2 separate regions of the Homo sapiens genome follow, and region 1 is linked to region 2. The links are chromatin loops, found by intact Hi-C in ENCODE. Cell type or tissue: heart right ventricle. All regions are shown on one strand. Each heading gives the region's core, and the rest is flanking DNA. Links, peaks and the distances in the headings are about the cores only.

The links. Peaks named below come from ENCODE experiments on the same cell type or tissue, not always from the same donor. Only the 100,000 strongest peaks of a DNase experiment are listed, where the experiment ranks them.
Region 1: it touches region 2 in a loop (2.3-fold over the local background); 3 of 110 quality-filtered maps call a loop at or near these places.

The regions. Positions count from the first base shown.
Region 1 is chr2:100,902,689-100,905,188 of GRCh38, forward strand. NPAS2 (neuronal PAS domain protein 2) reads left to right here. Exons shown (of 21, transcript NM_002518.4): 2 at 2,045-2,098. The coding sequence starts at 2,067. Among named protein-coding and RNA genes, the nearest start is that of NPAS2-AS1, 73 kb to the right of the region's middle. RefSeq lists enhancers at 1-892, 599-1,121. In heart right ventricle, for the core only: no CTCF peak of the experiment used is centred there; DNase peaks (open chromatin) are centred at 383 and 1,303; H3K27ac peaks cover 2,500 bases.
Region 2 is chr2:100,609,090-100,616,316 of GRCh38, forward strand. It overlaps LINC01849 (long intergenic non-protein coding RNA 1849), which reads left to right. Exons shown (of 3, transcript NR_146956.1): 3 at 1-269. Among named protein-coding and RNA genes, the nearest start is that of LINC01849, 9.0 kb to the left of the region's middle. In heart right ventricle, for the core only: CTCF peaks have their summits at 1,388 and 1,592; a DNase peak (open chromatin) is centred at 1,402.

The DNA of each region.
Region 1 (2,500 bases), core at 1-2,500, 290 kb after region 2:
GTGGTTAAGATGGTAAATTTCTGAGGTGTATTTTATCACAATTTTTTAAGTGAAAAAATAACATGGTAGACAACAGAGGTGACAAAATAGTAAAAATATCAGCACGGAGCTTCTGTGACAGGTGCAATGGGAACTCAGCTTAGAGGCCCTCTCCTCACACTGGGTGCAGCTCAGCTGAATGGCTTAGTCGGGTCAAGTGAGAGGAACGGGGCAGGGAAATGAGAGGGATGCTGAAGAAGAGGAAATGGGTGTAGAGCATCCAGGTTTTATAGATTCAGGAAATGTCTGCGGGATAAACATACAAATCACAGAAGATGTGGTTGATAAAGAAGAGCTATTAGTCATTTTTAGATGTTTAGTTTATGACTCAGCAACCCTGGTCATCCAAACAGGATCCCAGGAGCTCAGGAGAGTGGACTGAGGAGCAGCAGCCAGCCCTCCTGTGGACAAGCTCTGTCCAGGGGCCCCTGGTAAAGAACACAGCGTGGCCGGGTCCTTGCTCATGCCCTGGGGCTTTGATCAGCCACCATTCTCCTTGGAAGCACAGGCTTGGGGTAGGGCATCATTCAATGAATTGACATAAAACTTTGAACAGATTCCATCTGGAAAACATTAAGCACAGGCCTGTTTGCAGATGTGTTAACGCTGACTCAATTGTAATACAGGCTTTAACTTCTAAGCAGCATTTCTTGCTAGTCCATTGTGGAATATGCCTGCTGTTGACTGCATGGGCATTATGTGAACAGGGGCTGTGGCTGCAGAATTCATCTTTGCTTTGGCTCAGACCCATGTTTGTGTACGTAGGTGACCAAAATCACAAAACTAAATGAGCTCAGAGAAAGATTGATTGGCTCCATTGAAAATTTTTATCTGAAACTTTATATTTCAAGAGTAATTGGTGGTGCATTTGCGAAGTGCTGGTTTGGGAGTTCCGACTGAAGACCCTGTGTGTTGAGCGTAGAAGCGGGTGGGCAGTGGTGATTCAGCTTCTCCATGGTCCCCACCTTTACCTCGATCACACTTTGCCCTCCCAGCCACCGCAGCCTTCAGCCTCCCACTCCCACAGCTGGCATTGGCCTCATGAGTGCCCTGAGAACGGTTCTGCTTGATGTGCTGACTTGGGGGGCGCACCCCAGACAGGTGGGGCTCTGGGAAATGTGTGAATGAAGAAAGGAGCCAGGGCTATGCAGCTCTGAGGGGTGGAGGGAACCCAGGCCTGCGTGTGGTAGGAGAGGAAGCTGGATCTGTGGGCCTGAGAAGCATCAAGCCAGTGGCCTGGGAGAGTAGAGGCTCCGGTGTTGAGGAAGAACATTCCTGGATTGTTACGTAATCTTTCACATCTGTGCACCTTCGCTGTCTCAAGGAGAGTAAACGCCCTAAGGGAGGAACTGCGGATTACACTCCTTTGGGGCTGATTCTTCCAGGCCACTTGTCAGAGGAGCTTGTGTGGTTTGAATGGACAGATAAACACTCTCCTTTAGGATGTCATAGGCCACTGGGGTCCTGCAAGCAGGAGTGAACAAGGCCCGCTGTGGTGTCGCTAACGGATCCCAGGCAGGCACTGGGAGGTGCGTGCGACCTAAGGCTTGAGAGGAACAGATGCTGCTTCACTGAGCAGGTCTGGACAGCACTTCTCAAAGTGTGGTCTGAAGACCCTTGGGGTCCTTGAGGTCAAGACATTTTTTCAAAATATAATTAACTCGTTATTTGCTCCTTTTAAAAGAGCTCTCCTTGTCTCATGAGTGTACACGACATAATTGTTCTGACTTTTCCAGAAGTTACTTGACATCTGATGACTTCATTGCTCCGATGCCCAATGAAAGAGTGCCTGTGCATTTAAACATTTCTCAGCCTTAACCCACATACACAGAAGTGCTTTGGAGACCTCAGTCCATTTTGAGAGTGTAAAGGGGTGCCAGGACCAACAAGTTTGAGAACCACTGGGCTAAGACCAAAATGACAACAACCTGAAAGACTTTTAAGAAAGATGTAGAAGCAGACAGTAATTATCCATTCTTTTTAATTTTTTTTTTTTTTTTTGCAGGAAAAACTGCATAGAAAATCTAATGGATGAAGATGAGAAAGACAGAGCCAAGAGGTAAGATGCAGCTGTCCCCCTGCTCAGCAGAGCTCTCTGGCCCCCGGGGGTCTGCCTGGCAGAATCTCGCTGGCTTTCACTCTGTGCAGGTGAGGCCACCAGCAAGATAGGCAGCTGTAGGACACACTCTCTGTGACATATTGCAGTGCTCCATGAGAAACCTTCTAGAGAGCTCACTCAGCCCTGCCCCTCACTGTGAAATGACACATTGTCTAGGACTGGCTGAGTGGTCTGGGTTTTTGTCATGCTCCTGTGTACCCCTGTTGACACTGGTCATCTTTCAGGGCTTCTGGTTACTGCTTTTCCAGGACAGACACTGCTTGACAAGTCAGGCTGACTGGAGCCCAGCAGGCCTGGATTCAAGTCCTAACTCAGTTGCTGGGGCTCTGTCTGGCTTTGGAT
Region 2 (7,227 bases), core at 1-2,500:
TCATTGCCCCACAGTGGGAACAATAATAATATGCACCTTCTAGGTACCCAAAAGCACAAGAGACAGTGAACGGAAAGTGCTTGGAAGCCCCGTGCCCAGGTGGTGCTGGCCCCAGCTGAACTGCGGGGATAGATGTTGAGTGTCCAGGTTCTAGCATCATAGAACAGAATCCGGCCTGTTGGGAAATCCTGCCTACAAGTATACCTCCATTAATTAGTGTCTTCTGTGAACATTTTTATTAAAAAAAGAAGAAAAGCTTCTCAACCCAAGCCCAAGGGCATGTCCTGATTTGTTGAAAGTAGTTGTAAGACCATTTCATTATTCACTCTACTTTTTCATATGTTGGAAATGTTTTATAAGAATAAATACAATAATATCAGGCTGTGTGCGGTGGCTCATGCCTGTAATCCTAGCACTTTGGCAGGCTGGCCAACATCATGAAAGCCTGTCTCTACTAAAAATACAAAAAATTAACTGGCATGGTGGCGCGCACCTGTAATCCCAGCTACTCGGGAGGCTGAGGCACAAGAATTGCTTGAGCTGGGGAGGCGCAGGTTTCAGTGAGCTGAGATTGTGTCACTGCACTCCATCCAGGCTGGGAGACAGAGTGAGACCTTGTCTCAAAGAAAAAAAAAAAGAAATACAAAGATATCAGCTTAAAACAAAAGAACTCATTTGAAATTTGCCAGTCTTTTAAATTTTGTTTTCTTTTTTTAATACTATTTGTTTTTGAGAGTCTCACTATGTTGCCCAGGCTGTTCTCAAACTCCTAGGCTCAGGTTCCTCCCATCTCAGCCTGTGGAGTATCTGGGATTACAGGCACATCCCGCTGCACCCAGCTTCCTTTCCTTATAAGTTCAATGAAACCGAATTGTATGCTTTTGCTTTTTAAAAAGCTGTGCACAAAAATGTCATTTTATATATTAATAATTATTTCCCTAAATCTATTCTTTTGCGTATAGGTTTGGAGAACCTCTGGAATGATACTCCCAAAATATTATTTTTTAAGAAATTATTTTTGGGTGGTGGCCTATTGGGTAAATTTTTCCTGAACTTTCTATTTTGTATTCTTGTCATTATTTGGATAGTTTTACAGAAACAAAAGTTGTATTCTGTGAACACAGAGGGAGAAAGAGAAATAATAAAATTATTTCCCCTTCCACTGAGCTGTATGCAGCAAGAGTTTGGGGGCAGTGAGGTCCCGGGGTCGGTGGAAAGAGGGGACAGGGAGCCACAGGGCGGGTGCTGAGGTGGACACAGCCTTGGGGAGCACATTGCCTACTCAGTCCATGCCCCCATCACACCCTTTGCCTGCAACGCGCCTCCAGCTCTGGAACTCATCCTCCACTAACCCGGCACCCACAGGCCAAGCTGTCACGCAAGGAAGCGGCCACGCGAGGGCGTGATCTACCAGGGATCCGTGCCTGGGTCTGTGCATCCTCCCTTCTGCAGCCAGAAGAAACCCCTTTGAAGAAGCGGGTGGATGACAAGCTTGCAATACACCGGGGAGGGGAGCAGCATCCCCAGAGGCTTTTCCATGCACCCTCTTTCTGAGCAGCTCTGGATACCCTGGGTCAGCTCCCACACAAATTGCTCATAACTCATTAGTCACCCTTAAAATTAATCTCTCCAACAGTGACATCCTGTACTCAGGCGGTGTCTTAACCCCCTGAAAATGCCTTCGTGGCAATGTCCCTGTGGCATAAGCATGCCCCATTTTGCAAGGGAGGGAATTAAATTTCAGAGAAGTTAAGCGATCCAGGGAATTTCAGTAGCAGAAATAAGTCTAGAACGGAGATTACCCAACTTGACTCAAATGGCAAAACGTTTGTCATGGGGAATTTAATTCTTTAAACCTTTTCGTTGCTTTATCTCCTTGCTTGGAATATTCACCATCCATGTGCCCACTAAATCCTGACTGCTCTGAGACCACGTTCTTCATGCCAGTCTTATCTCCCGTGCCTCCTGGGCTTAGGAATCTGATGAGCCTGAGTGTGGATCTGGGTCCTGCCCCCTGACTGTGTGGGGTTACCCGGATTCCCTGAACTTCGGTCTCCCCTCATGGAAAATGGGGATGGTATGCCTTCCTACATGAAGGCGATCTCAATATAGTTACCAGCTGGCGACTATACAGGCAGTTGTCAGTCAGCCTGTGGGACACATGGGTGGCTGGATCAGTCTGGCAGGAGCAGGTGGAGAGAATTACCAGGTGATATGCTGACCCCACGAGGACCAAGGACCGCACTGCTCAAGCCTTCACCTGCCACTTGGCATTAAAGCCTCTTTACCCTTGTCTCCCCAACCGGACAATACATTCCTAGGTGGGAGGGCCCCTGCCTTTCACTGCTGCTGTCTTGGAGCTAGGCAATGTAATTTCATGTATCAGATGACGGCTGTCAAGCACTAAGTTTTGTTTGTTCCTTCTGCTGTCTCCTAAGTTCACAAATAAACAACAGCCCTGAGAATCCTCATGGCGGCTTTGGAACCTCGAGCATCATAAAGTATATTCGGGAGTCCGGAGGGCCTTGGCTCCCTTGTGCTGGCAGGGCAGAATGAAGCTGGGTGCATTGTGTGTGCCCCACCAGCACAAGCGCTAGCATTTGTCTCAATGCCGGGGATTCCTGGAGCACCCGCTGTTCTCTAGACGCCCCCTTTACCATGGCAACATCTCTGGGCCGTCGCGTGTGTGGAGGACTTTTTTTGACCATGACAGCTAATTCTGAGTCTTGTTACCTCCATGCGTGGAGGAAGGCACAGGCCCCGCTGTATGGAGGGCAGCCCCCTCTGCCCCAAGGTGGGGAGCCCAGGCTGAAAGTTCACACTGCCGAGGTGGGAGTCTTGTTTAGAAGGTAAGAAAAGTGGCCAGGCCCGGTGGCTCATGCCTGCAATCCCAGAACTTTGGGACGCCAAGGCAGATGGATCACCTGAGATCAGGAGTTCGAGACCAGTCTGGCCAATATGGTGAAACCCTGTCTCTATTAAAAATACAAAAATTAGCTGGGTGTGGTGGCTCACACCTGTAATCCCAACTACCTGGGAGGCTGAGGCAGGAGAATCGCTTAAACCTGGGAGGTGGAGGTTGCAGTGAGCCGAGATCGTGCCACTGCACTCCAGCCTGAGTGACAGAGTGAGATCCTGTCTCAAAAAAAAAAAAAAAAAAAAAAAAAAAAGCAGAAGAAGAGAAGAAGAAAAAGAAAAAAGAAAAGCCCGTGGGCTTTGGACACAGGGCCTGGGGGATGCCCGTTTCATCTCCACAGCAGCTCCTAGAAGACGGAAACACTTGATGAGGCAGGGAAGGTGGCCGAGGCGTGGGATCTGCCCATTCTTCAGGTATTTAGATGGCACCGAGCCACCCCTCTGGGCCTGTGCCCTCATGAGGGCTGTGCTGGGAGGGAGGCTGGGGCTGGAAGCCGGGGTTCCCCACCTGGCAATGGGAGAGGGTCTGGCTGAAGCCAAGACCCATTGAGGCTGTAGGGTCCTGTGCACCAGATGGTTGGGAAAGGGGTGAGGCTGGTTGGGGAGGAGGCCTTCACCCCACAGCCAGGAAGCTCTGTGGGGGAGGACACAGATGTAGATGTAAGAGCCTGTGAATGCTGTGGCCCGGGCTCCCCTGGACTCTGAATATCCGCCTCCTGCAGGCCCAGGGGACCAGGACAATCTTCCCGCCTGCACAGGTTGAGGACAGAGGCTCAGAAAGGTGCAGTGGCTTGCCCAAGGTTGCACCGGGTTACCAGTGCTGGAAACCAAGTCTCCTCACCACCTTCCCAGCCACTCCCCTTTCTACCATAGCTTGGTGCCCACTGCTCCCTACCCTGCCCCTTTTCCCGCCCTCCTCATGCCCCATGGCCTCTGTAGGTACTGTACTGGAAGCCCAGCACTTTCTAGCCTGGGGCCAGATGGCTGCAAGGCAGGCAGTGGGTGTGGGGGCTGAGGCCTGTGGTGCTGGGCCCGCCAGCCCTGGGGGAAATCCTGGGACAGCCTTCCTGCAGGAAGCCTACTGCTTCTCCTGGTGGTCTTAGAATCAAACTTTCTATAGAGGGGCTTGGGAAGCCATTTTGTGCAAACTCCCTCTCAACACATAGTAAAAAGCCATACGTGGCCGGGCATGGTGGCTCATGCCTCTAATCCCAGCACTTTGGGAGGATCACCTGAGGTCAGGAGTTCGAGACCAGCCTGACCAACATGATGAAACCCCATCTCTACTAAAAATACAAAAATTAGCTGGGCATGGTGGCAGGTGCCTGTAATCCCAGCTATTTAAGAGGTTAAGGCAGGATAATTGCTTGAACCCGGGAGGTGGAGTTTGCAGTGAGCCGAGATCTCACCAATGCACTCCAGCCTGGGCAACAAGAGTGAAACTTCGTCTCAAAAAAAAAAAAAAAAAGTTGCACATGATCAGAGCCCAGAAGATCCATTCTGAGCACTTCCAGCAACAAGGGGACCAGGTAAGCGCACCCAAACCAGAGCCTTTGCTTGTGAGAAACTCCTCAGGTGGAACCTATCCCTCAATCACTCCCCACCCCTTCCCACCCTTCTGCCTCTCTGTGCCTTCCCAGGAGGGGCCACATCCTCCTGATGGCCCAGGAGTCTGAGTCCTGTCCTGGGGTCCTTGGCTCCTCGCCAGCCCCACACCTCCAAACCCACTCCATCCTCAGTTCTTCCCAGTTTAATGCTGGTTCTTTCTTTCTTTCTCTCTTTCTTTCTTCCTTTCTTTCTCTCTTTCTTTTCTTTCTTTTTCTTTCTTTCCTTCCTTCCTTCCCCTTTCTTCCTTCTTCCTTCCTTTCTTCCCCTTTCTTCCTTCTTCCTTCTTCCTTCCTTTCTCTCTTCCTTCCTTGCTTCCTTTCTTCCCCTTCCTCCCTCCCTCCTTTCCTCTTTCCCTCCTTCTCCCTTCCTTCCTTTCTTCCCGTTCCTCCCTCCCTCCTTTCCTCCTTCCTTCCTTCCTTCCCCTTCATCTCTCTCTTTCCCTTTGTTTCTTTCTTTGTTTCTTTCTTTCTTTCTTTGTTTCTTTCTTTCTTTCCTTCTTTCTTTCTTTCTTTCATCTCTCTCTCCCCTCCCTCCCTCCCATCCTTCCTTCCTTCCTTCCTTCCTTCCTTCCTTCCTTCCTTCCTTCCTTCCTTTTGATGGAGTCTCACTCTGTTGCCCAGGCTGGAGTGTGGAGGTGCAATCTCAGCTCACTGCAACCTCTGCCTCCCAGGTTCAAGCGATTCTCCTGCCTCAGCCTCCCGAGTAGATGGGACTACAGGCACGAACCATCACATCCAGCTAATTTTTGTATTTTTAGTAGAGACGAGGTTTTGCCATGTTGGCCAGGCTGTTCTCAAACTCCTAACCTCAGGTGATCTGCCCACCCCTGTCTCCCAAAGTGCTGGGATTACAGGCGTGAGCCACTGAGCCTGGCCTACTGCTGGTTTTCTAATTGCCTTCCTGCTTCCAGTTTTGTCCCCTTGCAATAGATTCTTAGCAGGCCACACAGTGATGGCTCTAAAGTACAAGCCCAATTACATCAAGCTCATGCTCCTTTTGGCCTTGGGCCCCAGGGCCTGTTCTCTGGAAAGTTCCTGCCCCTGCACTTAGCACTAATGGCCTGCACTGGTTGCGTGCCTCACAGGGCTTGGTCCTGGGCTGCGTGCTGCTCTGTCCCACCCCAGCAGGGAGGCCCTGGAGGGCAGGAGTCCTTCTCGTCGTGTGCAGAGTAGGTGCTCAACAATGTTACCCAGAGGAGGGCGGGATGAGCATGAGGACTAGGGGCGAGTTCGTCCATGCAATCCCAGCCTGGTCCCGGGTGCCTCGGCACATGTGAGGCCGGGGGCTCCTATGGTGTTCCACAGGCTTCTCTGGCCATTTGATGTGGGGTCTGTGCCTCTTCCCCTCAATGTGCCCTCAGTGGAGCAGGCTGTCCTGCCACTGTCTCAGGTACACATTGTGTACTTCGGGCACGTGAGAGGGAGTGAAGAGGGGACAAAGAACTTCCACGCTCTGGCTTTCTAGTCCCCGAGGATTTCCCATCATCCGGAGAGTCCGGGTCCTCACGGCCTCAGATGGCTTTCAGGAGCCCCTGGCAACTTTTGCCTTTATGGGCCCTTCTTCTATAAAACATGATTAAAAATTCCACTTTATGACAGAGTTGGTATAAAGATGAATATAATCATCTTTATTAATAAAATACAATTTATTATTTTGTATTCATTATCGTGATGTTCATTTTTTATTCTTAATTGAAGCAAATTAAAATGAAAACATTTCTGTGAGCCCCTCATAGCACCGTAGTCCCCAGGCTCTGTGCCTCCAGAGGTCTTGGGAGTGGCATCTTCTGAGCATCTTCAGAGCTGCCCCTTCATGGAGGGGATCACTCTTCCCTGGAAGTGGAAGGGCGGGCAGAAGACCTCCTATGGCTCAGAGCACAGAGTCAGAGGAAGCAAAGGCAGGCTTTGCAGGATGTGTGTGGGTACGTAATGGCAACCTGAAAGCACAGAGACACGCAGGTATCCTGAGACCTCCCCCACACCTCCCCAGGAACCTGTGCATGGTATGTTCATGTTTCTATCCTCTGCCTGGAGAGTGATCACTCCATCTCTCTCTCTCTGTCCTTCAGGCAGTCACCCATGCCGGGGCAGCAAACACTGCCCTGCGTCTTCTGCTGATGCTCTCAAAAGCAGCGTGTGACAAGCCATGACTCACTTATCAGCACCAGTCATGGAGATCCAGTCACAATTATGGAAAGGAGCTAAGGGTGACAGCTGCTTTAAATACCCTCTGGAATAAAGCAGGGTGCGGGGTTGGGGGACAAGATTATATCGAAGGGTTAGTTCTTAGAGAAGACACTGCTTTTTGAAACGGACATTTGGAATGAAATAAAAGCAGGTGTCAACTTTGTGTACTCCAGAGTTACAGCCATAATCATGCAGTGTTCTGGCTTTTCTCCCTGGGCAGGGGAGGAGCCTGCCATCACCTACCCATCACATCTCTTCTGAGCACAAATGATGCGTGCAGGGCATGGGGCCATGTCCCTGGTGGAGCTGGACAGCCTGGAAGTCAGAATCCTGGTGAGCTCCTTGCTTTGTCAATGGTTAAGCTGTGACACTCTGGCACCCTCACCGCCCCCAACCCCCACCCCATTTCAGATGCAGACTAACATTGGTATAAAGAGAACTTCCCAGGCCCAGTGCAGTGTCTCACGCCTGTAATTCCAGCACTTTGGGAGGCCGAGGCGGGTGGGTCATTTGAAGT